Linked DNA regions of Mus musculus: region 1 is linked to region 2. The links are chromatin loops, found by intact Hi-C in ENCODE. Cell type or tissue: heart. All regions are shown on one strand. Each heading gives the region's core, and the rest is flanking DNA. Links, peaks and the distances in the headings are about the cores only. Region 1 holds the start of Fam111a (family with sequence similarity 111, member A). Region 2 holds the start of Zfp91 (zinc finger protein 91).

Region 1 (15,614 bases), core at 2,745-10,744, 220 kb before region 2:
TTCCAGGTTTCTCTATCTGGAGTTAGAATTAGCTCTACAGGGGACAAGGATCCTAGAACATATGACTGGATAGGGCTTTGAAAAGGCCCTTTTAGGGATTTTAACCTGGAACCTGCTACTGTCCAGCTTTGAATTGGCCACTTGGGAAAGAGCCTACTTAGGGTGGAGGGTGGAAGTGAACCCCAGTTGCCCCTACATCAAGGCCAGCTTGGGCAAGCCAAAACTCCTGGTTATGCAGTTCCATCTGTTGTGGCAAAGGGGCAAATGAGGCTTGCTGAGTTCGTGGGAAGATGGGAGTTAGGACACTCAGGTCATTTCTTAGGAGGCAAAAAACCCTGTAGGGTCTGGTGACCTACCAAATGTCCTTATTACAAGTCCATGTTCCAGATGTTCATCAGTTTACTTAGTTCTTACTTGTTACTGTTTCAGATAGTATGTTTTTTTCTTTAATGAACTGTTAATTTAATGTAGGTGTGATTGTTCAATACATAACCAATTTAAAAAAAAAAGAATAAAACTGCCGGAGGAGGTTTCAGAGTATGCACAAGGAGTCAGTGTTGAGTCAGGAAAATCTACGTGTCACAGGAGATGGAAAGAGCAAGGCTACTATGGTTATAATGTTAAATTAGTATTTACAGACACACTTTAAGAAAGCATTGCTGGTTGCCAGGCGTGGTGGCGCATGCCTTTAATCCCAGCACTTGGGAGACAGGGGCAGGCAGATTTCTGAGTTCGAGGCCAGCCTGGTCTACAAAGTGAGTTCTAGGACAACCAGGGCTACACAGAGAAACCCTGTCTCAAAGCAAGCAAACAAACAAACAAACCAAAACCCAAAACAAACAAAAACAAAAACCAAGAAAGCATTCTAAATTTTGAGTTATTCCTTACATCAAATGGAGCTGTGGCCTGCCCTTCTTACTGCTCCTGGGGACTAGCTGATAAAGCAGGTGGCTCAGCTTTCTGTATGGCACCACAGGCCTTGCTGTTGTGCGTTATACAGAGGAACCGTTTGACTGAGTTCTTCTCTCTCACTTCCCCTTCAGCTCTGGCCTTGCTAGCCCCTGAACACCAAGTTAGTAAGGAGCTTATCCACCAACCATAATGTAAATTCTTCTTGGCAGAGCTCCAGGAGTCAGGCTTTGAACCAAATTCCTACCAGAAACTCTCTCGGATTGCTAACTTCCACAGCTGCTGTGGAAAGCATGTCCTATCCGGACTTTTGCTTTATGTGTAACTCTCTGTCCTGATGTACCCATGCTCACAGCTTGGAATGGAGAGAATAGCCATATGCATATATTAGTAAAGGTTTTTTTTGCAGTTGAAGAGTTGAAAAACACATCCTGCTTACCCTGATCCAAAAATCTGGACCCCATTTGAGATAGAGGTGAGGGATGATAAACATGCATGAAACAGGCAGGAAAACAGCCAGTAAACCTTGGAAACAAAAGAAGTTTGAAACAAGTATAAAAAAAGAAATCAAGAAAGCTGATCCAAAATGATAATTAGAAACCCAAAATGATAATTAAGTTTACTAATTGGGGGTTTTGTTTGAAGAGTATTTTTATTGGTATCTTTAAAGCAAATTATCCTGTTTAGTAGTGCTGAATACCACTACAAAAACAAACACCATTTGAGGATGGGAGAAATACCTGTATTCAATACCTCTGTATTAAACCATGCTGGGGCATGACATCAGATATAGTATTCTCGTGGACTCAAAAACATTTCAAAAAACACATAAGCAATAAATGAATAGTGTAGGTATATGCTATTCTGTAGCACATTTTAAGTGCTTTTCATATCAATAGACTTGCATAGTTTGTTCAGTTCCAACGGAAGCTATTATTAGTCCTCCATTACATATAAAAAAATTGAAATTGCATGTAGGTTAGTCTTTTGTTCAACATCACAGAACTCTGTTATATGTGCAGCTGGAGCCATGGGTCCCTTTCAAATTACTCTTTGGTTGGTGGTTTAGTCTCTGGGAGCTCTGGGGAAGGGCTTGGGAATAGGAGAGTGGTATTGTTGAGTGTTTTCTAAGATGCTGTCCTGCTTTTAAAATGTGTTTCCAGTGGTCACTCTCTATGAAGGAACAAAACCTGCCATCCTTCCTCAGAGTCCCTGATGAGTTCTCCCTTGAAGCCACAGACAACAGTTTGTTCCCCTCTTTGTGAATTTTCTACATTTCAGAACCCTTTTCTTTTTCTTCCAAACTTGCATGAATATAAAATTGGACACAATTGGTAGATGCTTGGTCCTGGGGTTCAAACAATCGTTTATTTTCCTCTGTTTTACTTTTACATTGACTAAATGCAATGACTATGTAGCTGCCATCTAGAAAACAGCAGAGGGGCATGGCATGATTTGTGTATCCTTCAATTTCTTCTTTGCCACACCAGCATTTCTTTGCCCTATTGACTTTCTATCTTGTCTTTGGCAGGACTGAGAGTGTTGAGTTGTGCATATAAGCTACTTGTCCCATGAATGTACTCCCCATGAATGAGCACATATTTCATGTTTTTGTGTGTGTGTGTGTTTCCTATGGTTCACACCAAAGGTATTTTTCATATTTGGGGGAGGAGTCTGATCTTGCCAAGTTTTCTCAGGTGAAAGTGGTCTTTTGGCCTTTGGTGTTGGTTATATCCTTTGGCATTTTAAAATTAAATTACTTTATATATGTACATTTCAAAAGTTGTCCCTCTTCCTGGTTCCCTCTCCCCAAGTCCTTCATCCCATCCTCCCAGCCTCTCAGAGGGTGCCTCCCACCTGCCCACCCCCTATCTCACCCCTACCAGCATCCCTCTTCCCTGAGGCATCAAGTTTCCACAGGACTAAGGGCATCCTCTCCTAATGAGGCCATACAAGGCAGTCCTCTTTGACATATGTGCCCAGGGAAATGAACCAGTCCATGTATGCTCCATGGTTTTGGGGTTAGTCTCTGGGAGCTCTGAGGGGTCTGGGTTAGTTGACACTGTTATTCTTCCCATGGTGTTGCCATCTCCTTCAGCACCCTCAATCCTTTCTCCAACTCTTCCATATTGGCGTCTGATCTCAATTCAATGGTTGGCTGAAAGCATCTGCATTTGTCTCAATCAGTTGCTGGTAGAGCCTTTTAGAGTGTAGCCATGCCAGGCTCTTGTCTGCACACACAACATGGCCTCAGTAATAGTGTCAGGACTTGGGCTACATGCATAGGATGGATCCCATGTTGGTCTGATCACTGGGTGGCCTTTCCTTCAGTGTCTGCTCCATTTTTGTCCCTGTATTTCCTTTAGACAGGAACAATTCTGGGTTAAAATTTTGAAGATGGATGCCCTTGTCTCAAATGGGGGGCCATGTATATTTACTAGAGATCTCTTTCACTTCCATTTCCCCATTGTCCCCATTTTTGTTTAGATAAACTCAGTTGATATTTTATCTTCTGTCCTTGCATCTATAGTAAACTGTTAGTTCCCTTTTTATGACTTTTGGTTAGTGGCTTTACAACCTCTTGGAATGTGTTCTAAGTTGTAGATGTATTCTTGCTATCTCATAAGCAATTAACTCATGAGTCTTGAAGACTGGCAGAGTTCTCACTGCAGTTTTGACATCAGAGAGAACTTAATAACAGTCCTATTATAAAATATCTTAATAATTACTAATATTATTTCAAGAATTCTTATATAATCATCATTAATAATTAAGACCTACATAGCATCACTATAAGATTACTACATCTTTGTTTTTCTGCAAAGTTCTGCTCAAAAGGGTGGGCTAACACCTAGGGATTGTTATATATATTTAATAATAATAGTAAAATCATATTAATAGCAGGAATTTTTCCTAAAATGTAATATTCTTGGTCTTGCCTAGAGAAGCAAATCCATCAATAACTTTAACAGTTCATGGTGGAACCAATTGAGGAAGATCACCTGCTAGTTTTAGCTCCTCTTTGATGACTCCTGGTAGACTATACATTCTTTCGTAAGTTTCCATCATCTCCCATTTTTATAGAACTTTATCTTAAGAACCAGGAAAGAGGGAAATGAGAGGACATAAGTCAAGGTCTGTAAGGAGGAAAGTCTCAATGAAAACAAAAAGTGTTGACCGTTATTGTTTATAGTCTGCTTTAAAAGAACCTAGAGTCATCAGGAGATGGGTCTCTGTGCATGCATGTGGGTTTCTTAATTACATAAATTTTGGTAAGAAACAGCCTAGACATGCTGGCAATATTCCCTAGGTTAAACCCTGTATTGTTTATGTTGATGGGGGGAGAGGGGGGCTGAGCATGCCTGAACTGCTCTCTACTATTCACTGCAGATGCAACATCACTCTCTCCAGGTTCTGCTGCTGAGACTTCCTGCCCATGAGGGGTTATAGCAATCTGTGAGTCAAACAAACCTTTCTGATTTTAAGTTGCTTCTGTTGGGGTATTTCACTAAAGCAATAGAAAAAGGAAACGAAGACAGAATCTGTCTTAGTTTCTCTAAAAGACTCATTTTCTCTAAGTCATATCCATCATGAGAAGGATGCCAACAGTCAACGGGTTTGCACATCAGCAAAGTCACTAGCTAGTCATGCAATTAGCAAAGTGGGAGCTTGGTTAAAAATTAAGGCTGTCATCATTTGTAATGACAGTAACATTCTCCGTTAAACAGAAAGAAGAATGCAAAGCAATATAAATCTTCTCTGTCCAGGCAGAGTCTCTCAAAATGCATCCCTGCAGTTTAGATTTCGTCAGAAACACCCTTATTGCAAACATGGGAATATGGTAATAGACCTCCATACATTTAAATATTTCTGGATAAATATAGAATTCTTTAAAAAGGATGTTTTTTCCCTTTTTGAAGTATTATACAGTTCACTTTGGTCTCAAATTCACAATCTTCTATTCTGTACCCTGTGATGATGGGATCACAGCATTGTGCCACTGTTTCTGCCTGATGAACTGAAAGTGAAAGACGTGTCACATGTGTTCCTCAAGCCTGCTGTTACAGGGTAGGAGAGAAATAAACTCATCTCCACTTGTCATGGATTTTCTAGCTATTTTGATGCCTTGCTTTCTAAAACCTGGACACACACACACAAGAAAAAAAAAAGAAAATGTTTTGACATTGCACCTCAAATGCATGGCATTTATCTGCAGTTTTGATATAATAAAAAACATTTTAGTTTCAGAGGACACAATCATTTGCCATGACAGAGCCTAAGAGTATTAGGCTCTGAATATCTCACACTACCACGATCAATTTAAAAATAACAGGAATTACAAATCATTTGGTCATTAATATCTCTCAATATCAATGGACTCAATTTCCCAATAAAAAGACACAAGCTAGCAAAATGGACGTGAAAACAAGATCCATCATTCTGCTGCATATAATAAGTAAATATACTCTGACATCAAAGACAGACATTACTTCATAGTAAAGGGCTAGAAAAAGATTTTCCAAGCAAATGGACCCAAGAAGCAATCTGGTATAGGCAGTCTAATTGCTATTGAAATAAGGAAGGTGGGTGTGTTTAAAACGTAAACAGTCTTCAGATGGCTCCCATTTGACTCTCTGTATGAGTTACATAATATCATGAAGAAACTATCCAGGAGTGAATATTGTACAAATTCCCTTCTTAGCAGACAATGTTTTTAAAATCATCTCACTTCTTCTGAACATAAAATATACCCTAGAAAGAACCACGCCACAGCTGTGCTAGCACATGCATGTGAAAATCATCTGGTAGGCCACAGGAAGTCTTGAGTTTTGTCACAAATGTGTAAAATCTAGTCTAGAGGGAGACTGTGGGACTGAGTAATGATGTAAACTGACTTACATTGTTAAAAACCATTCTAGAATCTATGTGAACTACAAACTCTGGGGTGTGGTAGATGTGGAAAAGAGCATATAGCTAGATATATGTTTTAGGTTTTCAGAGATGTTTGGGTTCTCCAAGGTGGTAGCAATAGTTGTAATCTGCTCAGTCTCTGTGAGCTGCTATGGAAACAGGTTAGTTGATTCTGTGGGTTTTCTTGTGGTATGCTTGACCCCTCTGACTCCTACCATCTTCCTCCCTTTCTTCTGCAGGATTGCCCAAGCTCTTCCTAATGTTTGGCTGTGGGTTTCTGCATCTGTGTTTCCATTCATTGCTGGGTAAAGCCTTTCTGCTAATGATTATGTTAGGCGTCTGTCTGCAAGTATGAATGAATATCTTTAGTAGTGTCAGGGGTTGGCTTCCTCACATGATATGGGTCTCAAGATGGACCAGTCATCCCTGGCCACCTCCACAATTTCTGCACCACTTTTCCCCAGACTATCTTGTAGGCAGGACAATTTGTAGGTAGAATGCTTTGTGGCTGGGTTAGTGTCCCAAACTGTTCATTGGAAATCTTGTCCAGTTATAGAAGATTACTGGTTCAGGCTCTGTATCCCCCATTGCTGGGGTCACCCTTATAGATTCCTGGGACTTTCCACTGCCCTAGTTCTTTAGCCATGCCCTAAGCATCCTCCTTCTTGCCCCATAACAGTTGTGTCTCCCAGTAATCTCTTCCCACTCCCTGCCTGGCTCCCTCCCTCCTCTTCCTCCTTTTTAATCACAGCTCATATTTCTGGAGTGGACACTCTCTTTATGAGTAGAAAATATTTACTCCCAATGATGCACATCTGGAAAAAAATCAATTTATTAGGTCATCGAGATGACTCAGCATCTGCTGCCAAGTCTGACTGAGTTTGATCCACTAGACTCACATGGTAGGAAAGAGCCTGAATTCCTGAAAGTTGTGACATGTGGCATACACACACATACACATATTACACACAAATAATAAATTTAATACATTTTTGAAAAATGAGTCTTTGACAAGGATTTGCAGCTTCTTTCTGATTTGTTCAAGTACTGAAGCTGGTCTGCTGTGGGGATGTTACCCCCTAGAAAGGCCCTGAGTCCTCCAGCCTTCCTCCTCCTAGCTCATTCTCTTCCTGCCTGCAGCCAGAAAGCATGTCACTAACCTGCTGCCCTGGTCTCTCTTGCTATTTGGAAGAAAATCCCTGGACCTGCCTGAAACCAGGAGGGAACCCAGATCTAGTCCTGGCTCCTCAGCTTCCCACTGAGTCCAGTTAGCATACCTCATTTGACTAGGCTCTAAAAGGAGATCCCTGGAGAGTAGAGGACCACACCCACTCGATTGGCGGGCTTCCTTGACTAGGCGGCCCTTAGAGACCAGGGCGGATGCACACTGCGCTTGCTCTGGTCCAGTCCCGCGCTCTGAATGCAGCCAATGGACTGAAGCACAGCTGGTTGCTGTTCAGAGAAAGGACCAATCCGCAGTCTCTCCACCCTCTGAACAAAGACGTCAAATGACAGTCTGGTTCTGTTTTTTCTAAAAGACCCGGGATTCCAGCGGCTGGAGCGAAGCTGCCATAGAGTGGAAAGATCCAGTAAGTAAAAAGCCACTTTAAGATTAATTTCTTCATGTCAGAATGTGGTGTGCAGCAAATATTCACCAATATATTTAGCAAGTCTATTTCATCTTGGAATAAAAATACACAAGTGACAAATACTGATTTCTTTCTCAGGCTTGCCTAGCAGGTGGAGTGGAAGCTATCCATATTCGAATAGGTGGTTACTACATTAACCTGATTTGTCTGCTGTTTCCATCAACATAACCCAGTATGTTCTGCTGAGGACTAGAAAATACCAGTCATCTTTAGTGTTCTTTAAGGGCACTGTGACGGTTTCCTCCCAAAAGCAGACTTAATGCTAGATGTTGGGTTCAAGTGTAGCTGGTCCTAGCTGTGAGCCAGGGAAGGTGGCAGGTCCATAAACAAACTGTGCTACTCTGAAATGAAGAGTGGGTGAAATCTCAGGCACACTGGTGGCATGGGGGAACTTCTAGCGCTGGAAAGCCCTTGGGACAGAGGCAGAAGGGCTAACCCATCTGAAGGACCCAGGGAGCCCAGGGTTGTTTTCAGCATTCTAGCCTCAGCGTGCTGGTATTGATGATGTGGTAGTGTAGGAAGAGGCAGGCTTAGATCAGCTCTGGTCTTTGCCTCTGGAAAGCCTTTCTGAGAGAAAAGTAAGTAGGCAAGAATGTGCACATGGCTAGCCAGAAAATAAGCGCCTTTAAGAGAGGGGGAAGTGAAGGTGGGGGAGGGAGACAAGGGGCTGGAGAGGAAGTTATTAGGCAATAGGGAGGGACGGATGTGGCTCAGAAGCCAGAAAGAGGCTTAAAGGGGCTTGGTGGGGCAGGGCGTTATTCAGAAATAGGGAGAGTGAGAAAGGCCAGGGGAAAGAAAAAGGGGGCAAGAGAAAGGGGAAGAAGATGGAGAAAGCAATTCCAGGAAACTGTTAGGGAGACCGAGGATGGGACTTGGTACAGGCCATATTGGTTTATTGCTCTACTAAAGAAAGATAGTACATGTAAGTACTTTGTCTTCTCAAATTATAATGTGGTATACTCGGAGGAATTTGTATTCACATCATTCTAACTGAAAAAGCAAGGAGGAGTGGAGGCAGGAGGGGATCATATGCCGGGCATGGTGGCGCACACCTTTCATCCCAGCACTGGGGAGGCAGAGGCAGGCAGATTTTTGAGTTTGAGGCCAGCCTGGTCTACAAAGTGAGTTTCAGGATCCCCAGAGCTATACAGAGAAACCCTGTCTCGAAAAACAAACAAACAAACAAACAAACAAACAAACAAACGAAGGAGGGGATCATACAATGAACTTCCAAATACCTATCATATAGCAAATAATTCTGTATTAGAGGATATTTCCACCATTTTTTTTTGAGACAAAGTCTCATTTAACTCAGGCTGGCTGTGGACATTTTAACCTGATCCTCCTCCACATTCTAATAAAATATGACCCAGCATGAATACCGAAAATCGTTTGTGTGGGGGTAGATATGGAATGATTCAGAATTGTTTAAGCATGTGCCTGTGAACTGCCAAATTCATATTTCTTTCTGTTAGCTTTTATATTTTACAATATGAACCATCAACAGACAGGGAACCTCACATTGTTTTTCTGGTTGAACAGAAATTTCTGCCCACCAAGATCAGCTAGTCCAGACCAGTTCCTCAAGTACTCATGCACTATCATTTTCTTAAGTCCAAGGCGTGTCCCTGTGGGTAAATATTGGCCTCAATCCCAGCACTAGCAGGAATATTCTCTGAGTAATCGTTCACAGATGGCCGTTCAATTTTCACAGCAGATGAGGATGACTCTGCCCCTCCTTTTAGGGTGAGGAAGAGGCAGAAAGTAGCCAGTAGCCGGGCGGTGGTGGCCCAAGCCTTTAAAATCCCAGCACTCGGGAGGCAGAGGCAGGCAGATTTCTGAGTTCGAGGCCAGCCTGGTCTACAAAGTGAGTTCCAGGACAGCCAGGGCTATACAGAGAAACCCTGTCTCAAAAACCAAAAACCAAAAAAAAAAAAAAAAAAAAAAGAAAGAAAAAGAAAGGAAGGAGCCAGCCAGTAAGCCCAGGTCCCTGCAGCTCCAACATGGCTGCCTAAGCTAAGCCCGTACTCTTGGCATTCACCCTGCTGTGCAAATTCTCATAGGATGTCCCTGCCATATTTTTAGTTGCTTCTGCTTTTCACAAACACAGAACTAGTTCAGGGGGGCTAGTAGACATCCTTCCTAGCTCCTTAGCAGCAGTTACTGGTAGAAATCTAGGACTCAGGTGCTACAATGGAGGGGTTAAGATCATGGACACAGGCTTTACATGGCTCCCACCGGGTATGTGCTTCAATTACACATAGAGAAAAGAAGCAAGCCGTGGGTGGCTGTCCGCAGACAACCTTTCTGTTTTCGTCTGATCACTTTCTACATGGATGGAAACACGACTAAAATGCATAATTAAGTTGGGTGTGCTGTGCTCACTTTCGTCCCAACTCTGAGGAGGGTGAGACAGGAGGGTGGCCAGTTTGAGGTCATCTTGGCCTACAAAACAAGACATGTTTTAAAGGAAAAAAAAAAAATAAAGGTGATGTCTGTATCTTAGTTGCATTTTGATGTGAATAAATTGGCACTGCAATTGTACAAAAAGACAATCCTAACTTGTTGAGTGTGACTTTCATCTACTAGTTAAAAACACACTACAGGGTTTCATATGTGGCCCAGCTGTTAGAGCGATCACCTTTTATTCACAAAGCCCTGGATTTGAATCTCTGTACCGCTTATGGCAGATGTGATAGTACATATCTATAATCCAGACTGTTGAAAAGTGGAGGCAGGAGGATCAGGAGTTCAAAAGTCCATAGCCAGCCTGAGTTATATGAGACATTGTCTCAGAAAAAACAAGAACATATATTTTCGCTCGCGCGCGCGTGCGCACATGTGTGTGTGTGTGTGTGTGTGTGTGTGTGTGTGTGTGTATGAGAAAAAACTTACAAAGAAAAATTATTTGGTATATGATAGGTATTTGGAATTTCATTATATGGTCGTCTCCTGTTTCCACCTCCTTCTTGTCTTTTCGTTAGAAAATAATGTAAATATAAATTCTCCAAGATATCCTCACTGGAGTTTTGTGATTTTTGAATAGAAGTTTGAGCTCTGTAGAATGAACTGAAACTTTTAAAGCAAGGTTCCGAGAACTATGTGATGGAGCTTATGGAAACTTATCAGTTCACTGCCTACAGCACTCATTCCTTGACTGTGTCTTCTGATGGTGACCTACTGAAGAAGCACAAGCTTGCTCTCCTTTGTGGCATATGGTCTAGTGGTTCTTAGCACCGGAAGGGCCTCAAAGGCAGGAAACAGAGTTGGCAACAGTCCCCTCTCCCACTGTTAGTGGTGTCAGTATGTCATTTAAACCATTTTTTCCTCTTTTGCTTAGACAGCAGGGAGAAGTGCCATTTCAAACAAAGGACCTAAAGCAGTAACTAAGTTGGATAAACTTTCCATATTACTTTTTGATGTTTCTTACCAATTTCTTTTGTTTTCAGACCACTACTCAGTTCTCTTCATGCCTGTTTGCCTGGCCTTATCATCTCCATTTTAAACCAACAGCAGATATTAACATCAGTGTAAGTAGAAAATAATTTTGAGTTTCCAAGCTGCAAACCCTTTGTAGGGTATCTGCATCTGAATTCTCCATTTATTTCCATCTGTGGGTTTGGATGCACCATCTCCCTTGACAAGAATACCCTTTTCCCAAAACAAAATCTATATAGAACCTGCTTTCTGTGGCAGTGGTGGGGGTTAGATAAAACAGATGATTTGTATTTGGTATATATAGTGTTTGGTACAGTGCAAGACATGTTCATGGGACACGTGATGCTCTGTTCTTCTTATTTGAGCGATTATCTTGGCAGATAAATTATCTGCTTGCACTGTTAAAGTCCCGAGACAAGCAAGGCAGAGATGAAGGGGAATGATAGGACCTAGGACCCACCCAGTTCATCTCCCCTGGCCGGTGTTTCAGGTCTTACTTTTTATTTATTTTAATTAATTAAATACACAACTAGCTAATTAATTTTACATAGGTTCCCAATCCTGCTCCTCTCCCAGTCCTTCCTTACCTCCTCTACCTTCAATTCCCCATCTACCTCTCCTCCTTTTCTCTTCAGAATAAGGTAAGCCTACCTTGGATATCAACCAACCTAACATATCAAGTTGTAGTACAACTAGCGCATCTTCTCCTACTGAGGCTACACAAGCCAGCCCAATAGGAGGAAAGGGTCCCAAAGGCAGACAGCAGAGTCAGAGACAGCACCTGCTATCACTGTTAGGAGTCTGACATGAAGAGCAAGCTACATAACTGTAACATATATGCTGAGAAGCCTAGGGCTGTCCCATGAATGCTCTCTGATTGACGGTTCATTCTCTGAGCCCCTACAAAGCCAGTTGATTCTGTAGTGTGCTTGACCCTTTTGGCTTCTACAGTCCTTCCCCCTGCCTCTTCCAGAGGATTCCCCTATATCCACCTAACGCTTGACTGTGAGTCTCTGCATCTGTTTCTATCAGTTGCTGGATGAAGCCTCCCTGATGATGATTATGTTAGGCTCCTGTCTGCAAGTATAGCAGAATATCATTAGCAGTGTCAAGGGTGGACTCCTTCTATGGCATGGGTCTCAAGCTGAACTAGTCATTGGTTGGCCAGTCCCTCAAATTCTGCCCCTATTTTACCCCAGAATATCTCTGAGGCAGGACAAATTGTAGGTTGAATGTTTTGTGACTGTGTTGGGGTCCCAGTTGTTACACTGAAAGCCTTCCATGGTCACAGGGGATGGCTAGTTCAGACTTCATATCCCCCATTGCTAGGAGTCTTCACTAGGGTCACCCTCATAGATTCCAGGGAGGTTCGATTGCCCTACATTTCTAGTTAGTTGCACAGTTCCACTTCCGATTCTAATTCTCTCTCCCAGTACTCCCTTTCTCTGTCCTTCCCTGACCTGACTGATCCTTCCTGGTTCTGTTCCCATTAGATTCCATCCAATACTCCATTATGTAAATGTAGTATATTTTATCTATCTTTTCAGTTGAGTGACATCTAGGTTGTTTCCAGTTTCTGGTTAGTATGAATAAAGCTGTTATGAACATATTTAAACAAGTGTCTTTGTAGTATGGTGGTATGTCCTTTAGTATATGTCTAGGAGTGGTATAGCTGGATATTAAGGTATAAAGTTTATTCCCAATTTTCTGAGAAACTGCCAAATTGATTTCCAAAGTGGTTGTACTCATCTGAACTCTCTCCAGCAATGGAGGAATTTTGCCTTCTTCTACATCCTCTCCAGCATGAGCTGTCACTTGAATTTCTGATCTTAGGCATTCTGAGCATTCTGACAGGGATAAGATGGAATCTCAGAGTTGCTTTGATTTGCATTTGCCTGATGACTAAAGATGTTGAACATTTCTTTAAGTGCTTCTTAGCCATTAGAGAGATTCCTATATCAAGAATTCCCTGAAGCCAGGTGTGGTGGCGTGCACCTTTAATCCGAGCACTCGGGAGGCAGAGGCAGGCGGATTTGTGAGTTCGAGGCCAGCCTGGTCTACAAACTAAGTTCCAGGACAACCAGGACTATACAGAGAAACCCTGTCTCGAAAAACAAAACAAAAAAGGAATTCCCTGTTGAGATCTAGATGTACCCCATTTTTCATTTGGATTATTTGCTTTGTTGTTGTCTACTTTCTTGAGTTCTTTATATATTTTGGATGATAATCCTCTGTCAGACATGGGGTTGGTGGAGATCTTTTTCCAGTCTATAGGCTGCTGTTTTGTTCTCTTTACAATATCCTTTGCCTTACAGAAGCTTTTCAGTTTCATAAGGGTCCCATTTATTAATTGTTGGCCTAGTGGCTACACAATTAGTTTTCTCTTTTGCCAATGCATTTAAGGATATTCCTCACTCTCTTCTATAAGTTTTATTGTACTATGTTTTTGTTGAGTTCTTTGATCCGTGTAGACTTGAGTTTTGTGTAGAGTGATAGATATTGCTCTATTTGTATTCGTCTACATGCAGGCATTCAGTTAGACCAGCACCATTTGCTGAAAATGCTTTCTTTTATACATTGTATAATTTTGGCTTTTTGGGGGGGGGGATCAAAAATCCTGAGTTCATAGGTATATGGATTTACTTCTATATGTTCAACTTGAGTCCATTGATCAACCACTTTTTTATGCCAATACACATTTATGCAGATTTTATTACTATTGCTTGGAATCAGGGTTGGCGATACCTCCAGAAGTTCTTTTATTTTACAGGATTGTTTTATCTATCCTTGTTTGTTTTTTGTTTGTTTGTTTGTTTTTTGTTTTTTTTTCCATATGTAGTTGGGTATTGATTTTCAAGGTCTATAAGGAACTGTGTTCAAAATTTTATGGGCATTACCTTGAATCTGTAGAAAGATTTTATGACTGCCATTTTTACTGTTACTCCTATAGATCTATGTACATAGGAGATCTTTCCATCTACTAATATCTTCTTCAGTTTCTTTCTTCAGAGGTGTGAATTTCTTCTCATACAGGTCTTTAACTTGTTTTGTTAGCGTCACAACAACATACTTTACATTATTCGTGACTATTGTAAAGAGTATCATTTCTTTAATGTCTTTCTTGGTTTATCATTTATATAATGTAAGGGTACTGTTTTACTTTTTGTTGTTGTTTTTGTTGTTAAATCTGTATTCAGATACTTTGATGAAGGTGTTTATCACATGTAGGAGCTCCTGGTAGACTTTTTTGGGTTGCTTATATGAACTATCATATCTACAAAAGAGATATGTTGATACTTCTTCCTTTTGAATTCATATCTCCTTGATTTCCATTAGTTGTCTTATTTCTCTAGAGAAAAATTCAAGCACTATGTTGAGTAGATAGAAAGAGTGAGCAGCCTTGTCTTGTAACTGATTTTAGTGGAATTGTTTTTCTCTTCATTCCATTTGAGGTTGGCTATAGGCTTGCTGTATATGCCTTTATTATGTTTAAGTATGTGCCTTGTATCCTTGGTCTCTCCAAGACTTTTATGATGGTGTGTTGGATTTTGTCAAAGGCCTTTTTCAGAATATAATGAGATGAGCATGTTTTTTTTTTTTTTTATATAGTGGATTACAATGACAGATTTTCATATGTTGAACCATTCCTGCATCTCTTGGATGAAACCTACTAGATCATGATGTGTGATGTTTTTTGATGTGCTCTTGGATGCAGTTTTCATGTGTGCTGTTGAATATTTTTGCATTAATGTTCATGAGGGAATTTGGTTTGAAATCCTCTTTCTTTTTTTTAAAATATTTTTTATTAGGTATTTTCCTCATTTACATTTCCAATGCTATCCCAAAACTCCCCGATACCCTCCCCCCCACACTCCCCTACCCACCCACTCCCACTTTTTGGCCCTGGCATTCCCCTGTACTGGGGCATATAAAGTTTGCAAGTTCAATGGGCCTCTCTTTCCAGTGATGGCCGACTAGGCCATCTTTTGATACATATGCAGCTAGAGTCAAGAGCTCCGGGGTACTGGTTAGTTCATATTGTTGTTCCACCTATAGGGTTGTAGATCCCTTTAGCTCCTTGGGTACTTTCTCTAGTTCTGTTAAGTACGTGGTTTAGGTGTCAGGGGGACTGTGGGCTCATAAAATGAATTTGGCAATGTTTTTTTCTCTTTCCATTTTGTGGCATAATTTGAGATGTATTGATATTAGCTCTTTTTTAAAAGTCTGCTTTGGGGATAGCATTTGAAATGTAAATGAAGAAAATATTTAATTAAAAAATGCCTTTTAAAAAAAGAAAGTCTGGTAGAATTCTGCACTAGAACCATCTGGCGCTGGGCTTTTATTGGATGAGAGACTTTTAATGACTGCTTCTATTTCCTTAGGAGTCTATTAAAATTGTTTAACTGTGGTAAGTGATATCTGTCAAGAACATATAGACAGATTCTTTCAGATTTTCCAATTTTGTGGAACACAGGTTTTTGAAGGAAGACCTAGTGATTCTTTGGATTTCCTCAGTGCCTGTTGTTATGTCCTCTTTTCATTTCTCATTTTGTAATTTAGATATTCTCTCTTTGAATTTCAGTTAGGCTGAATAAGGACTTGTTTATTTTCTCAAAGAGCCAACTTCTTCCTTCACTGATTTTTTTGTACTGTTCTCTCTTTTTATTTAATTGGTTCCAGGCCTGAATTAGAGTATTTCTTAACACC
Region 2 (15,614 bases), core at 3,188-11,187:
GATACTACCCCCAGGTAGGTGATACTGGAACTGGGTATCAAACTTTTTGTTAAAGGCTGTGGGTATTAAATTTAGGTTCTGTTGTTCTTGGTTGCTGGAGACAAGGTTTTACATTTGTAGCTGAGGCTGGACTGGAATTTAGTGGTAATCCTTCTAAGACATCTGAATGCTTGGATTTACAAGTATACGCCATATGCCCACCTAGAAACACTAAACAAAACCCCCATGGTTATAAATACTGATAACACAATGAAATTGTCAACTCAAACTATTATCAAGAAGAATGATTAAGTGTAAGGACCTAGGAAAAAAAGAATGCTGCACTTCTGATGGAAATGTGAATTAGCATGCCAATTTGAAAAATAGGGAGTTCCTCCCTCAAAAGACTAAATACAGTAGAGGAAAATAAATTGTTACACTACAAGCTACCAAGTTTGGGAGATGAATTGGTTATTTCTTTGTCATAGTCCTTCTTCAAGCTTCTTTCTCTGATTCTTGGAATGTAAAGCGAAATACTGTGTAATTTTTGGATGGCAAGGTTCTTATGTTACTACTTATATAGATAGCAACAGATAATACAATAAAGAAAAGGAAGTTTAGAAAGCGTTAAAAAGGCAAAGTTATGAACAGAGTCATATAAACAAACCTTTTTTCAACAGCACAGTAACCCATCATGCTAGCAATTCCAGATTAAACAACTCAAGCAAAAATCATCTCCATAAGTAGTCCAAAATTTTCTTTTAGAAAACTCTTTTCAGATCTGATAGAAACCAACTTCTTAAATCAAAAACAAAAGCAAACAAAACTTCTTTTAGTAAAAACTACTGTAGTTCTCATTACCAAGCTACATTTTCCCTGGGTAGTAAGATCTCCAAAGTGACTTCTGAATAAGGAACAGACCTTCCACATATGGCAGATATTAACACCTTCCAAACAGTAACAAGAACCTTGCTAGACAAAACAAACAAACAAACAAAACCAAAACAACCCCCCAAAGATACCTATCATGTCTCTATCTAATACTTTTACCTGGTATTTGAGATATTAGCTTTACATTCCAAGAATCAGAGAAAAGAAACTCAAGGAAGAAATTTGACAAAAGTCACCAATTCAAGTTATTGATTCCTAATCACACTGCCATTCTTTCAAATATAAACCAAAGTTTTAGATGTGATTTAAACAATTGCAAAGCATACTTCATAAAGAAAACTTCATTTAAGTTACAGAAATATAAAATGTCATATATTTATATGCACAAATATAACATGAATACAGGCACTAAACTATTCAAGTTAAAATCTTAGCACACTTTGCGCACTCTTCTAACTACTAGTTCACCAGTTATTTGTCTACACTTTACTATTATTACATACAATTTTTGTTACTTCTTTTAAAACTCAGACTGGCCTTTAAATTAGAACCTATTACTGATTTTCTAAATTCGAAGGCACTGTATTGTTCAAATCTGCTTGCTGTCCTCTAAATAGATTCCAACTTCTCCAATAGGCCTACTCCATCAAGTCCCCTCTGAATGGAGGACACTGAATAATCAGGCTTAGGTGCAGCGCCCTTTCTGTTAGACTACAGAACAATCAATGGATCTTACCTTTATCAGTTGTTAGTTTTTCTATACACCTGAAAGAAAAAAAAAGTCATGTTAAATGAATAATTTTGTACATTTCCTTTAAGCACAAGTATTTATTTTAGATTCATCTCCAGAATAATAAAGAAAGCATCTATAATATGTTGTTCAAAGCAAAGCCTAACTTTCAGTAGTGGTAGAAATACCCTATCTATACTATCCCCATGTGGTTGCTGATCACTTGAAATAGCTACTGTAACCAAGGAACTCAAATTTTTTAATGTTGATTAACGTAAACTTACAGAGTGGCCACCATAAACAACAGTAAAGAAACAGAATTATCTTCTGAAATAGTTGCTTTTAAACATAAAAAAAAGGAAAATGTTGCTAATTTTATTAAAAGTGGTTATGAAAGAAAATGAATGTGCTTATTTTATACAAGTATAGTAAGAAAGACTGAAATGACATCTGAGACATGCTACCAAGTAGGTATAGTAAAATGCCAGTAACTCTCACTCACTGCTGAATAATGAGGTTTTGTTACACCACTTCCTTTACTTTGTATTTATTGAACAATCTCCCTAAAAAGATTCAATGAATTTTAAGAGTCCTCAAAATTGATCACCAAATCCAATAAACCTCTAAAAAGGCAATCTATACATATCTGAAATAAATGTTACTTATAGCTTACAAATTAAATACAAGTAAAAAGCTCAAAGTTATAAGCCTTAAAAAACAGAGATCCCTACGACTTTAATTTGGGATGGCTTCTATCACATGTAACTGGTAGATAAAGTATTATATATTCCATATCCCTTTCCCAAACTCAGAAGTAAACTGGCTTCCTATTTTTAATCATAAAGATATCAACATAGTGTATAGCAGCAGAAAGACTGCAAATAAACTTAACTAAAAGATGTTTTATGAGAGAACAGCTGTGATTTTTACCTCAATTTAAAAAGCTTAGTACTATGATGACTTTATTCTGTTAGAAACTTCCCAACTGACCCAAGCCAATTGTGAACCACCTTCACTTTAGGAAATGGAGCACTAAAAACATACTTGCTGGATGCCTGAAATGTTTTTTGAAATCATTCAATGTTTCTACTACCATCCCGACTGCCCTAGGATCCCAACCACTTAGGATTCCAGTGCTGTGCAACCGCAGCCTTCTAGAAACAAAGAGCTGTGTTTGTCAATTCAGAATATTCACCACTTCATCCATACTTCTCCACAACCCTTCAAGGGAAACACCAAGAAATGCCACCTACAGGTTTATTACTACTTTTGATGAAAACAACCACCCCACAAAGAACCCTAAACTCCATATATCAGAGATTAAAACACTTTTCTTCATGTGTCACTCAACTGATCCTAAAGACTTTTAAAAATATTCAAATCTAAGTAGTTTAAAAAGACTTTCCAACAACTACATTTTAAGACTTACTTGTTGAGTTTAAAATCTGGAATGCAGATATCTGCTTTTATACCACAGAATAAAGTGAATAAAGACATTTTGCCTCCTATGCTAGTCTTAATTTGATTTTGCTGTATGCACATGGATATTTTAATTTATTAAAAAATGGAGCCAGGCAGTGGTGGAGCACGCCTTTAATCCTAGCACTTGGGAGGCAGAGGCAAGCGGATTTCTGAGTTTGAGGCCAGCCTGCTCTACAGAGTGAGTTCCAGGACAGCCAGGGCTATACAGAGAATCTCTGTCTCGGGGTGGGGTGGGGGAGTGGAAAAGCCAGGCATGGTGGTACATGCCTTTAATCAAAGCACTTGAGAGACTGAGGACAAGTGACAGAAGATATGTCGATTAGGAGGACAGTTTGGTTTCATACAAAATTCTAGGCAAGGACTACACAGTGAGACCCTGTCTTCAAAGAAAGAAATAAACATAAAATCCAATTCAACCAAACACACCAAAAAAAAAAAAAAAAACCCAAAAACTGTAAGAAACAAGCCAAAGGGGAAAAAATTATATCCTCAACCTTCAAACTATTATACCTCCCGTTTCTTGAAGCATATCCACAAGTGAAATGAGGATCATAACTAAAATACGGCAAACAATGAGCTAATTTTTGAATAGCACAAACTTCATATAAATTGGATCTATCTTCTTAACTACTAGCTATTTAGGTCTTTGTGTATAATGCATCTAACATTTAACTTGATGCCTTTCTTCTGAATACATTTTCTGTAATTTTTATTTTCCTGAATTCATATTATGTATTCTCAAGTCTCAAAAATGTCAAGTTGTTATAGAGTCAATTAAAGTATAACCTGTTATTCAGCTGTAAAGCTCTTGCCACAAACTCAAAATTCAAAAGAGGAAATAGCTCTAAAGATGCTAGTGACTTGCTGCTCATGGTCATAAGCCAATGAGCAGTATAAGCAGAGACATCAAATTTTCAGCCTGAACATCAAGTTCAAGCTTTACTTTACTATATAACATGTCTTCCATTAATAACACAAATTTTAGTTAATCCAAATTATGTTTTTGATATTTTAAATGATTTTATGTATTTGGCTATTTCTTTAACTGAAAGAAAAATATAGGTTATTAGGTTATAAGAATTTTGTAGGCAAAAAAGCAGGGATAGGGAAAGTGAGTGAAAAGTTAACCAGGGAGGGAAAAGGATCTGAAAAGAACAAATTTATTATAATAATTTAATAATGCATTAAATTTCTCATCTCCCTTTTAAATGTCATTTTATTTGGAAGAGATTAATCAAGGTCAGAGTTCAGTAAACTGACACTCAAAACTGCATGTCTCAAAGGATAAATAGAATATGAATTTAAAAAATGTGTTGTCAAAGAACATCTGCAAACCAAATGAGTACTAATCAATGTTTCCTTCAAGGTCCTTGAAGACAAGGCCAGATCTAATTCAGCCTTCTACACCCTAGAGGAGTAACAGTACTAGCCCTAGTTACTTTTCAAACAACGACTGCAAAGCTGGAATGTATGTGTTGACATCTCTCTGATTTGTGGGCCACTGAATAAGTGAAATGTGCAAGAAAAACAATGAAAGTTAATTTTTAAGAATCTGATAAAATGGTATAATTGTAAATACATGAGCAAGGGATAAGTCTGAAAGCAAACGGAGGTAGAGATCACCATAACTATAGTACTAGACGAAAAGGAACATTAAGACTGCTTCTTCCTCTTCACAAGAAAAACAGTGATCAAAAGACTAATCCAAGTAATCATATTCATCCAAAATCAACTGTTTCTACCATTGCATTATAAGACTCAAGGTCCATTAGCACTTCCTACGATGTAGGGAAAAGTTAAACACTATTCTAGGTATAATTTCACTTGATTCAGATGTACTTAACTCTCAAGTGGCAGGTTTATGTAAGGTAATATAAAACCACAACACTACAAAATATATACAAAAACACCACTATAAAGTACTCCTGCCTCTGTTAGGCTATCACTCCTCAAAATAACAAGTTGAATTTATTATTTTAGTGTGTAAGACATTGTGTGGTTTATTTAACACACACAAACTCAGGCCATAGAGGTAATTCCCCATATAACTGTGTACAGAGGACACATAGGTTAAAAGATTTTGCCTAAGGAATTTATGCCCAATTAAGATTAATGGTTTACATATTTTCAAGTTTGTGAGATTAAATACATTAAGATTTTTGTAAAAATGTACATACAGCAGTTACAACTTTCAATTCAGCTTAAAAATTTGTAAGGACAGTTTTACTCTCCACAGAACTATAGTTCCCAAGTTTTCTTAAAGAAGTTAACTTCCTTAAGTCACATTCAAAACCCGGGAAAACACTTGTAGCAAAATATGATACACTTGGATTTTATTCCTGAAGTGTCTCATGCAACTGTTCTAAGTCATAGATTTAATTCTGGAGCAAGCTTGTTTTTAAGCTTTAAAAATTTTCTAGGTCTAAGGTAAGCCAAGCCCTTGCACTGTCTCTACTGGAAGGTTGAAGGTTATCTGAAACCGAAATTCCTGTTCTTTGATTTTCTGTCTTTTTCTTACTTGTAAATCAAGTGACATAATACTCTTAAACAGTGAATAACTAATCTGATTAAAACGTGTAACTTATAAACTCATGTACTTAATTATTCTTAAGCATTACTCTAATGAGCAATTTAAAATATTTTTGCTCCTGGCCATCTGTTAAGGGCCTCTAATTAGTTCAAAGTAGTAATTCAGATCAATGTAATTTTAAGAATAAGTACCTACGTTAAAATATCCGCATAAAGAAAAAGTTTATATACTAGTAAAAAGAACTACACATCTAGTTTAGTTGTAGAAAATACTTGTAATTTGCACAACGGTGTTTTCCTCTGACGACCAGACTATTTAGAAGGGCGAGGAAGGCTACTTTCTAAGTGGCTCGAATGCTAAGTTAAGAACAGGTAAAAACACTCTTCAGGGCTAGTATGGTGCGGCTGATTTCCTAACGGGGATGTGATGTAACACTGGAAGCGATAGGCTGACAAAGGGGGTGCAGAAGCCAGAGTGAGGACCGAGCAGGCGGGAGGCAGAGGGCGTGCAGCCTGCACTGGGCGACTTCGGGCGTGGGCTGGCGGCCACAGGCAGTGAAGCAGCCGGAGCCCGGCCGCCAGCGGCGTGACATCTGGCGTGCCGAGCCGGCAGGGGGCAGAGCAAGCAGGGTGTCACGTGGAGCGGGCGCTACGGGAGCCGGGAGGGGAGAGAGAACTAGAGGGGGGTCTTCCCCAACGCTTCAAAGACTGTTACTCACTGGAGTCGCGGACTCTTCTTGCCCTGAGCAGGAGACGGGGGCTTCGCGGCCGCGGGCTGATGCCCTGGGCCGTCGGGAGGCCTGTTGCTGGGGCTGCTCCTCCGCCGGCGGGGATACTCGGCCTTTCTCCGGCGGGACACAGCGGCAGCGGCGGCGGCGGCGGCCGCAGCGGTCCGGCCGCGGTCCCGACCTCCCCTCAGCACGCGGCTGCTCGCGGTCTCTGCAGGCGCCGCCGGCGCCGCCGCCGCGCCGGGCCGGAGCTCCTCCGAAGCCGCGTCGGCCGCCGCTGCTGGGCCCCCTTCCTGGTCCTGCTGCTCCGGGGATCGCGGCTCCTCCGTCTCCCCCGGCATCGGGGCTCGTCCGTCCCCCACCCCTGCGTCCCAGGCGGTGGAGGCGGCGGCGCCCGCGGCGCAGCTCCCCCCGCCCCCCTCGGCTCCCGGAGCGTCCGGCTCCCTCACTCCGGAGCGCCTCTCTCCCCCCCGCCCCTCCGCCCGTTCCGAGGGCGCCCCCCCCCACCCGCCCCCTGCCACTCAAGCCAGCGACCGCCGGCGGCGCGCACGCGCGCACCCGGACGGACACGCAGCGGGCCAATCGGAGGGGAGGATCGGCCCCCCTGGCCCGGCCCCTCGCGGTCTCACACGCAGCAGCGCACTCGGTGCCCTCCCCCACCCCTTCCTCCAACCAATCAGGAAACGGCTCCGAGGGAGAGCGCGAGGTTTCCTTGCCCGCGCGCCCGTTCTCACCGTTAAACGGCTGCGTCTCGCGACAATCCCAAAGTGACCTTTCTCCCCCCCCACTTTGGAGTTCGGCTCAAGCTAGGGGCGGTGGGAGGGGCAGGGCTGGCGAGGGCGGAGGCGAGGACAAAACGCACCGTTCTCAGCCGCGCGCGCACCCCCCTGCCGGCTGCGCGCGCACCTGCCTCCCGGAGGCGCCGCTGTCCCCTCAAGGGTTCTTACTAGCCTAAGAAGTAGCCTGGACGTTATCCCGCCTCCACCCAGACCCCCACCTTCCTGCTCTGGCCTTTCTGTCCCCAGCGCCGCCAGCTCTCGAGGGGAGAAGTGGTAAATTATTTGAGTTGCAGCTTCTCCTTTAAGAAAAAAAAGGCCCTGTCCGTTGCCGGATGAAAGTCTCTGAAAAAATGGCGGCGATAGGATAGAGGCGGGGCCGAGGGGACAGCGCGGGATAGTCGTGAGGCGCACGCGCAGGGCCAACTTCGCCGAGGGCACTCTGGGAGACGTAGTCCTATTTACTCTGCGCTTCCAGAGAAATCATGGGAAACTAGAGGCAGAGGGAAGGCTGGGAGCGTCTATCTGAGGTCTGAGATTACGTTTTAGCGAGGCATTGCTTCCGGGTTAGGTCGCGACGCCTGCGTACAACTGGCAAAAATATTGAGCCAATTACAGGCTAGGGGTCCCTGGGAGAGAATCCTACTTCTTTTAATCTTTTTTTGTGTAAGTGCTCCGAAGTGCCCTCGTCATAGTCTTTACTTACTTCGGTCTGGTCATTTGACGCCTCCTCTGCGACCTGTTAGCTACGCTCCTTTTTATTCCTCCATCTTGTGTTGAGCCTCTCACTTGTGAAGCCCAGGAGGTTAGGGACTCGTTCTGCGTCTGTCAACTTAATTTTAATAAAACGTGTAGGACGAAGTGTAAAGTTGTTTCCTGGTAGGGATGGGGCGCCACGGAATTGCCGTTGGCTGTGGTGCTGGAGCTGGAGAGCCGGTTAGCGTGACTCACTGATTTTTTTGTGGATAAGTTAGCTGTCGCTCACGTTCTCCACCCCGAGGCTGAATGCCTTTGCGGTCTGTAGATGTTTCTGCGGCACAGGAAACACAGTCATAATAGCAGCTCTGACTAGCGTTTACAGCTAAGTACCTTCCTGATGGGGAAAGGGGGCTTTCCAATCGTTCAAACCGCAACTGGTGGTAATGCAGCCTCTTATACGTTTGTATGCATTTCTTTCCCTCTTAAACATTGTTTGCATTCCTTGGGTTGCCTTTTACACATTGCAACCAGGAAACGACTTTCAAGGAGACTCCTTACACTTCGAAGATGCAAACGTCTTAAGTTAAAATCTACACAACAGTATGGAAAGATACAAAGTTTGGAAATCTGATTCAGAATTTTATATTAGCCATTAAATTTTAGACTTTTAAAGAAGTTCATTTTTCTTTCTTCTTTTCCTCCCAGCATCTGGCTCATTTGCCACACAGATAAGGCAAATGTTTTATAGTCTACCGAGTTTTGCGCTTTCAAAGGATTAGTGTCCTTTTCAGTTCTAAAACCCGACGGTATCAGTAGGAATGAATTTTCTAGCGCTGTTTGCAATGAGCACGTTTGGAACAGCACTGACATCCAATGGCTGCTTAAAGTAATACAAAAAGCGAGCCTCTTAAAAAAGGTTTTAGTAAAATGAATGACTTGTTCCTTTTAAAAGATGATCATTACAAAACTATCCCTTTATTCTATTCTTCTAGCCAGTTATTACTCCCTATTCCTGTTAGTCTCTTGGTAAACACTGGGACAAAACCCACTTCACAGGGCCATACTTATAGTTCTTTATATACTGCCTTTTCTAGGCAATTTTCTGTTAAATGCGTTTGTTGTTTGTTTGTTTCCTTTTGAGATGAACAAAGGCACAATAAGATAAAAATCTACCTCTCTCACCTTTTTGGAGAAATTGTGAACTGAGCAGGAATTGTAATTCAGATTCTGGAAGCTTAGTACCCAGTATCTTAAATCTTCTCAATTGATTCTTCCTTATTCTGTAGACGTTTGAATGTTGAATAACTGGATAAACCAGGATCAGAGAATTCAAAAGTGAACCCACTTCTCTTCAACTTTAAAGAATCTATAATCTGGGCCAGTGAGATTGCTTAGCAGATAAAGGCACTTTGCTGAAAAGTCTGATGAATTTCATCTGTGGGACCCCAGTGGTACAAGGAGAGCGCTTTCTTACTCTTACAACTTATGAATGCCTACATGAGCACACACACACACACAATTATTAAAACGTCTGTTTTAAAAAATCACAGTTTGTATGGGAAGTGAGGTCAGCTGTACTAAGTAAGTACAAATAGTGAAATGAAGTTGATGCTATTTAATCAGAAATTTTAAGAAAGGACCTGTACTTCCATGGTCTTCTAGTTTTATAGGAAAAGGAGGAGGAAGAGAAGGAAAGAAAAGGAAGGAGACAGAAAATAGCCTGCAGTGGGCAATGGGAAACTTAAACTTGGAAAACTCTTTAAGTATAAGCCTAAAATTTCTATGTGTGTTCAAGATAAGCCCTTGAATACAGTAGGTGTTTAAATTAAAAAAAGAATTAACTTTCAATTTTTATAGCCACCTTGGCCAATGTAGCATCAAAACTTCAATCTTGCACAACCTGCCTTTTTCTGTTAGCACAATTAAAACAACAAACAAACATATAAAACCCCCCCCCAAAAAAAAAACAAACCAAAAAACAAAACAAAACAAAACAAAAAAAAAACCCTGAGCTACTAGAAAAGAAAAAGTATTCAGCAAATCAAAAGTGAGGAAGTGCTAAGCAAATACAGGAACCAAAAGGGGTCACAGAGGCTGCTTCGCACTGTCTCATTCAGTTCCGTTGTGGTCCTCTTCTTCACCACATGCCAACAAAGTTCTTCACAATCTTCGAGACTAGAGCATCGCAGGTATAGGACAATGGAAGAGCTGGGTGAGTGAAGGGGCCTTTGGAGAAGATGCTCTAAGGAAGTGGGGGCCTGGCTGCCATCCATCCCCATCTGTAATGATGAAGTGTGGTCTAGTCAAACTGAGGATAGGACTGAAAGATTTTTGTTTTCACTTCTGTCCTCAATTCAAACAAGAGTGAGGCAGGAGGAACTATCATTGTTGGGGGAGCTATGGGGTTGCTGTTTGCAGCGGCACAGTTGGCAGAGCGTTGAGACCAGACAGCCAAAGAAACAGAAGGAATTGTAATTGAAAGTGCCTTTTCCCTTGGCAGCTACTGGAGGTCATAGGGCAGCTCTACAGCTTGGAGATATGATACTGGAAGAAAAAAAAAAAAGGATGGGAAAGGAAGAAGACATTAAATGAAGGAAGGGAAGGAGAGAAGAAAGAAAAGGAAACCAGGAGAAAGGGAGGATAGTGCAAGGACAGTGAAATGACCGAGCAGTGTAAAGGGTCTGTAGAGATTGCAAAAGGGCCAGAGTGCTTTCATTTCTCTGTAGTTTACTGTTAGACTACAGGTAGACCATCACTGTAGTAGGTTTTGTTGCTTTTTATTTAGAGAAATCTTGAAGGAGCAGATTGCTTCTCAAGAAAAACAGTCCATCCTTTCACTCTGAGGTAATGAAAACGTCAGTAGAAGTGCCGCTGGGCTACTGTGTCCAGAGAAACCTAGGTCAAAAAGCCTGGAGCTGTAAAGTCTGTCTCCTTGGGGCTCATTTCATATACCTTGGCAACTTTTTATCATCTACATACCTCCCTGTCTGCCTGCCTGCCCATCTGTCCTTCCATCCATCCATCCATCCATCCATCCATCCATCCATCCATCTATCTGTATCACCTATTTATTTTTGTTATCGCTACACAAAGTTACTTTTACCCACTTTTCAAGCTGTATTAATTCCACATTGTGTTTGTAGCTATGCAAAAACTTCCAACAATAATAAGATGCAAAGCTTGTACATTGTCATTAAAAATAATTATTGGGGTTGTGTTTTAAGAACTGGAGAAACAGAGGAACAAAGAAGAGAATAGAAATTATTGAGGGAAAAAAGGGTGTTTTAAATAAATCCTTAACTGTTTTGTCAGTAAAATGTAGTTCAATATTGTGGTTAATGCTGTATCTTGGACTTTGGTATAGAATCCAGATTCTTTTCTATATAATATTGATTATTTATTCTTTGAGAATTTGATGAATGCATATCCTGTGTGGGTATTGGAGGAAATTTGCATTTCTTCATCGAGTTTTACCATTTTTTTTCAGGTAGGATCTTAGTTTTGCTTTATTTTATAGGTCACACACATCAAATTCTCAAAGAATAAGTAACCAATATTATATAAAAAAGAATTGGGTTCTATATCAAAGTCCAAAATACAGCCTTAATCACAATATCAAAGTACATTCTACATTTAATTCAATATTAGTTCAAAAAGTTAAAGGGCAATTAATATTGGGAAAACTTAAAATCTGTAAATAAGTTTAGTGTTTGCAGCAGTTTTCTGAAATAGGTATTATTGTTTTTCTTTAAATAATGAAAACCCAAAATATCTTGTTCACTCTCAGGAGCACCTGACACTAAGTACAATTAAATGGTAATGTTACAGGTTGTTCTTTTATATTAGAAGTGTATTTGTTCTGGTGGCCAGTGTAGTAATACATTTTAAAAAAATGTATAGTTTAAAGAATTTCTGAGTAGCATAGTTGTTAAGGAAATCTTTTTCAGAAATGTAGAAAATAAGCAACTTTGGAAGCTGACTGTAGATAATCCAATTTGCTACAGGTTAATAAACTGCTAGTAGTTACCCCTCAATGGTCTCTTCAAATTGTAACAATTTGCATGGAATGTAGTGTTGCTTGCCTTCAATCCTTATGCTCCAGAGGTGGAAGCAGGAGGATCAAAAACTAATGGTTATTTTTGTTTGTATGGAAAATTTGAGGCCAGCCTAGGCTATCTATGTACGATCCTATCTTTAAAAAGTCAGACATGGAAGGCAGAAGCAGATAGATCTCTATGAATTGAGGCCAGTCTGGTTTATGTTACATAGCAAGTTGTAGCCCAACAAGGGCTATGTACTGAGGCCCTGTCTCAAAAACCAAAATGAAACAAAAGGCAGGTAGTGTCTGCCAGGCACAGTAGTTTGTACCCACGATCCCAGCCAGCACTTGAGACTAGGTTGAATGACTGGCCACAGTGTAAGGTCAGCCTGGGCTACCTTGTTAGTTCCAGGTCAGCTTGGGCTAGAATGAGACCCTGCCTTAACAAACAGCAACAGGACTAAAATCCAAACCCAAGACTTGGGGTGGATTTCTCTTTCTACTTGTGTAGAAATTTTATCAAGGACAGGCTGGCTCAAGTGGGCAAATATTTCCTTTATGCAATACTGCCTTGGATGTTAGTAGCATGTATTCACCTAGAAGGTTTTACCTAAATCTTCTCAATTTAGGGATGAGATGACTCTAACACATGGAGACGCCCAGAGACTTCACTGCCAGTAATCTCATATTTGTCACACCAAAATTAGTCATCTAATTTAAATTTTAGAGTCTGCATGAAGCCAAAGGAGTAGCTTCAGGAGCTGGTGAAATATGTGTTCATTGGAAACAGGAAGTGAAAGTCCTGGTAACTCGTGAGCAGAAAGGAGAGTTATAATAGATTTGGTGAGCTGATGCTTCCGAGGATAACTTCACATCCTCTGCTCAGTGATACTCCTGTCCCATCATGTTTAATATACATGAGTTCTCTTGGTCCAGGAAGGACTCTCATTTCTGATTGGAGTGAAGCTTAGAAAACAGAAAAGAGAATGGTTGCATTCTAACATGCAAAGTGTTGGAATTCTGAAATTCAGAGTTGAGGCTGGCTAATTAGAGTCTGAGATAAAACATTGGCTTTGTTGTTCTGTTTTATTTACTCTAAAACATTCCCAAGATCTTTTATTGTGGAGAATTAAAATATATACAGAATGGGAGATAACAGTTTAATGACTTTGATTGCACCCTTTGTATCAGTTTCAATAATCATTAGCTCTTGACAGTCTTATTTCATATGCTTATATTTTTCCATTAATCTATTGTTTTTAAGAAACTTCAATGATTACATTTCTTATCTGTACATAATTCAGTCTTAATCTACTACAAACAACCATACTAACAGTATCTGACCCACAATAGCTAATAACCTTAATGGCGTTTCCTCAATATCATGAAATAACATTATTACATCTAAGATTATCTGACATCATTTTAATGTTAATATTTTCAAGTTTCTGAGATATTAGTACTTAATATTACTGACTATATACAGTGTTAAATATTCTTTTAAAAATTTAACTTATCTTGTTATGCTTATGAAACTCATGATGAACACTGAATCTGAATTTGGAAAAGGATTTATTTTGCACTTGCCTGTAAATTTTTGATCACACATTCACAAAAATCTCAAACAAATGCTATCGGCAATCTTGTCTGGTTTATTTTTTACATTAAAGTTAATAATCTAAATTGAAATTAGTTATATGTCTCTTTGTTCTCTCTTAATATATATGTACCCCTTCTGCCTGTCTTTCTTTTTTCTTGTCAGTTTATTTCTTGAAGGACAGTTTGGCCTAAAGCTATTAGTTCAGGTTGGTTCTTTCTAAAATGGTATATGAAGGTCAAACTTTTGAGATTAAGCAAGTTCTACAGAAGATTTCTTTTGTGAAAACAAAACAATTATATCTTCTCCTATAATATTGGGAAATACTAATCCTTAGTCTGGGCATGTGGCTCAGTGGCACAGCACACCTTGTCTAGTGTATGTAAGTTCCCGGGTTCAGCATTGTTAAGAGGGAAGACAGTGGGGTGAGACAGTTTTTGAACTGTACATGATGCTATACCCATAAAACCCCAACATTCAGGAAGTGGAGGCAAAAAGATCATTGAGTTTTAGGCCATCCTGGGCTACTTGGTAAATTCTAGGTTGGATTTATAGCTGCCTTTCTTAAAAACTAGACAGAGCAAAACTCTGATCTCCAAATAGGAAATACATGAGCATGTTTTTTCCAATGACATTTAAAGTTCATTTTCTTTATTTGAGAACTTCAGAGCTAGGCAGGTCCTCAGAAATCGTACAATCTAATGCTTTGCAAGCTTATAAAAATGTAATATATATTTTAAAAATCCACTGAAGTTCAAAAACGAACAAAAAGACACAAGTATCTTCACTTGCAATTTGAAAAAAAATATTCTTCCATCCAATTGCTTCATTATGTACATGAAGAAAGACCTTCAGAGAACATGCTGTGCTTAAGATGACTCAGACAATCTGGTGATACTGGCAGCTCCAATGTACAAGTTCACAGTGTTGAGACTGGGATATGATAGCACTCACTGGAGATCTGTGCTCAGCAGCCTGTGAGAACTACACCGCCTCTCTCCTTTATATGAAATGAGAACGGTACATTACCATTTCTCTACCTCAATGTGGTAGGATAATTAAATGCAAACTGTAGGTTTCATATACTATGATTGGCATGGTTAATTTGTAATCATGATTACTGACATTACAACAGAAAGGTATTAGCAAAATTCTTGTGAAGTCTGTTGACTTTCTCCCAAGAAAACTGCAAAAGAAGTCCCAGTAATTTAGATTGTTACATATTGCTTGATTGTATAATACTTTAGTTTTTTTTTCAACCTTTTCTCTCCACATCCAAGAAAACAAACAACAACAAAACCACCAAAATACTTAACAATTTATTGTGTTATGGTTTGGGCTAACCCTTGAGATAGACTAAAAAATCAGGATTAAAATGTTTTACTTCTTGGTATATTTTGAAAAATTGTAATCAAGTTGCTTCTATAAAGTTGCATGAGAGAGAGAGAGAGAGAGAGAGAGAGAGAGAGAGAGAGAGAGAGAGAGAGAGAGATAAAGAGAAAGAGAGAGACACAGAGAGAGACACAGAGAGAGACAGAGACAGAGAGACAGAGAGACAGAGAGATCTGCCCTATCTGGTTAAAATCAATACCTAGAATGTCAGAAACTAAATTGTAGAGAGAGTATGAAATTGAATGCAACCATAGGAAATACCAAATGTAGTCTCCTCAGACATTTTCTGGGATATGCCACACTCCTGAAGTGAGGTAAGGATGGAAGAAGGTATTTGTAAATTTTTTATTATTCAAAACAAGAGAATATTTAAGAAAAAAATAATCCTGGAAACTCATAGATTCTACATTATACCCCTCTTGTGTCCTGGGACATAGATGCCTTATTGGAGGAATTGGAACGCTGCACCTTTCAGGACAGTGAGGAATATTCAAATCCAGTTTCTTGTCACCTGGATCAGCAATCCACAGAGGAGAGCAAGATTCCCCAAACTCCAAAGACCTTGTCATCGCAGGGTAACACAAGTCCCTTGAAGGTAACATTTGAACTATTGTAGTGTTGTAGACAATCAAGTGTGACAACATTTCTAAAAATTGTATTCCACATAAAATTATATTTTGTAAATTATAAATTATATATGTTATATATTAAGGAGAAATATATATTCAAGAAAGAAAGAATATCATTTCAATATTGATTTAAAGATAGTTGC

What was found. Peaks named below come from ENCODE experiments on the same cell type or tissue, not always from the same donor. Only the 100,000 strongest peaks of a DNase experiment are listed, where the experiment ranks them.
Region 1: a loop joins it to region 2, with 2.2 times the contacts of the local background. A loop is called at or near these places in 8 of 42 quality-filtered maps.

The regions. Positions count from the first base shown.
Region 1 is chr19:12,566,172-12,581,785 of GRCm38, forward strand. It overlaps Fam111a (family with sequence similarity 111, member A), which reads left to right and starts at 7,354. Exons shown (of 4, transcript NM_026640.2): 1 at 7,354-7,409; 2 at 10,919-10,999. It also overlaps the pseudogene Gm16274. In heart, for the core only: no CTCF peak of the experiment used is centred there; DNase peaks (open chromatin) are centred at 7,200, 8,180 and 9,150; H3K4me3 peaks cover 1,860 bases; H3K27ac peaks cover 1,402 bases.
Region 2 is chr19:12,788,654-12,804,267 of GRCm38, forward strand. It overlaps Zfp91 (zinc finger protein 91), which reads right to left and starts at 7,470. Exons shown (of 11, transcript NM_053009.3): 1 at 6,331-7,470; 2 at 1,607-1,635. The coding sequence starts at 6,680. It overlaps Lpxn (leupaxin), which reads left to right and starts at 9,926. Exons shown (of 9, transcript NM_134152.4): 1 at 9,926-10,026; 2 at 15,280-15,437. The coding sequence starts at 10,014. It overlaps Gm44505 (predicted readthrough transcript (NMD candidate), 44505), which reads right to left and starts at 7,470. Exons shown (of 13, transcript NR_024093.1): 1 at 6,331-7,470; 2 at 1,607-1,635. In heart, for the core only: CTCF peaks have their summits at 6,205 (motif pointing right), 7,219 and 8,688; DNase peaks (open chromatin) are centred at 6,158, 6,988, 7,578, 8,088 and 1 weaker place; H3K4me3 peaks cover 4,583 bases; H3K27ac peaks cover 3,258 bases.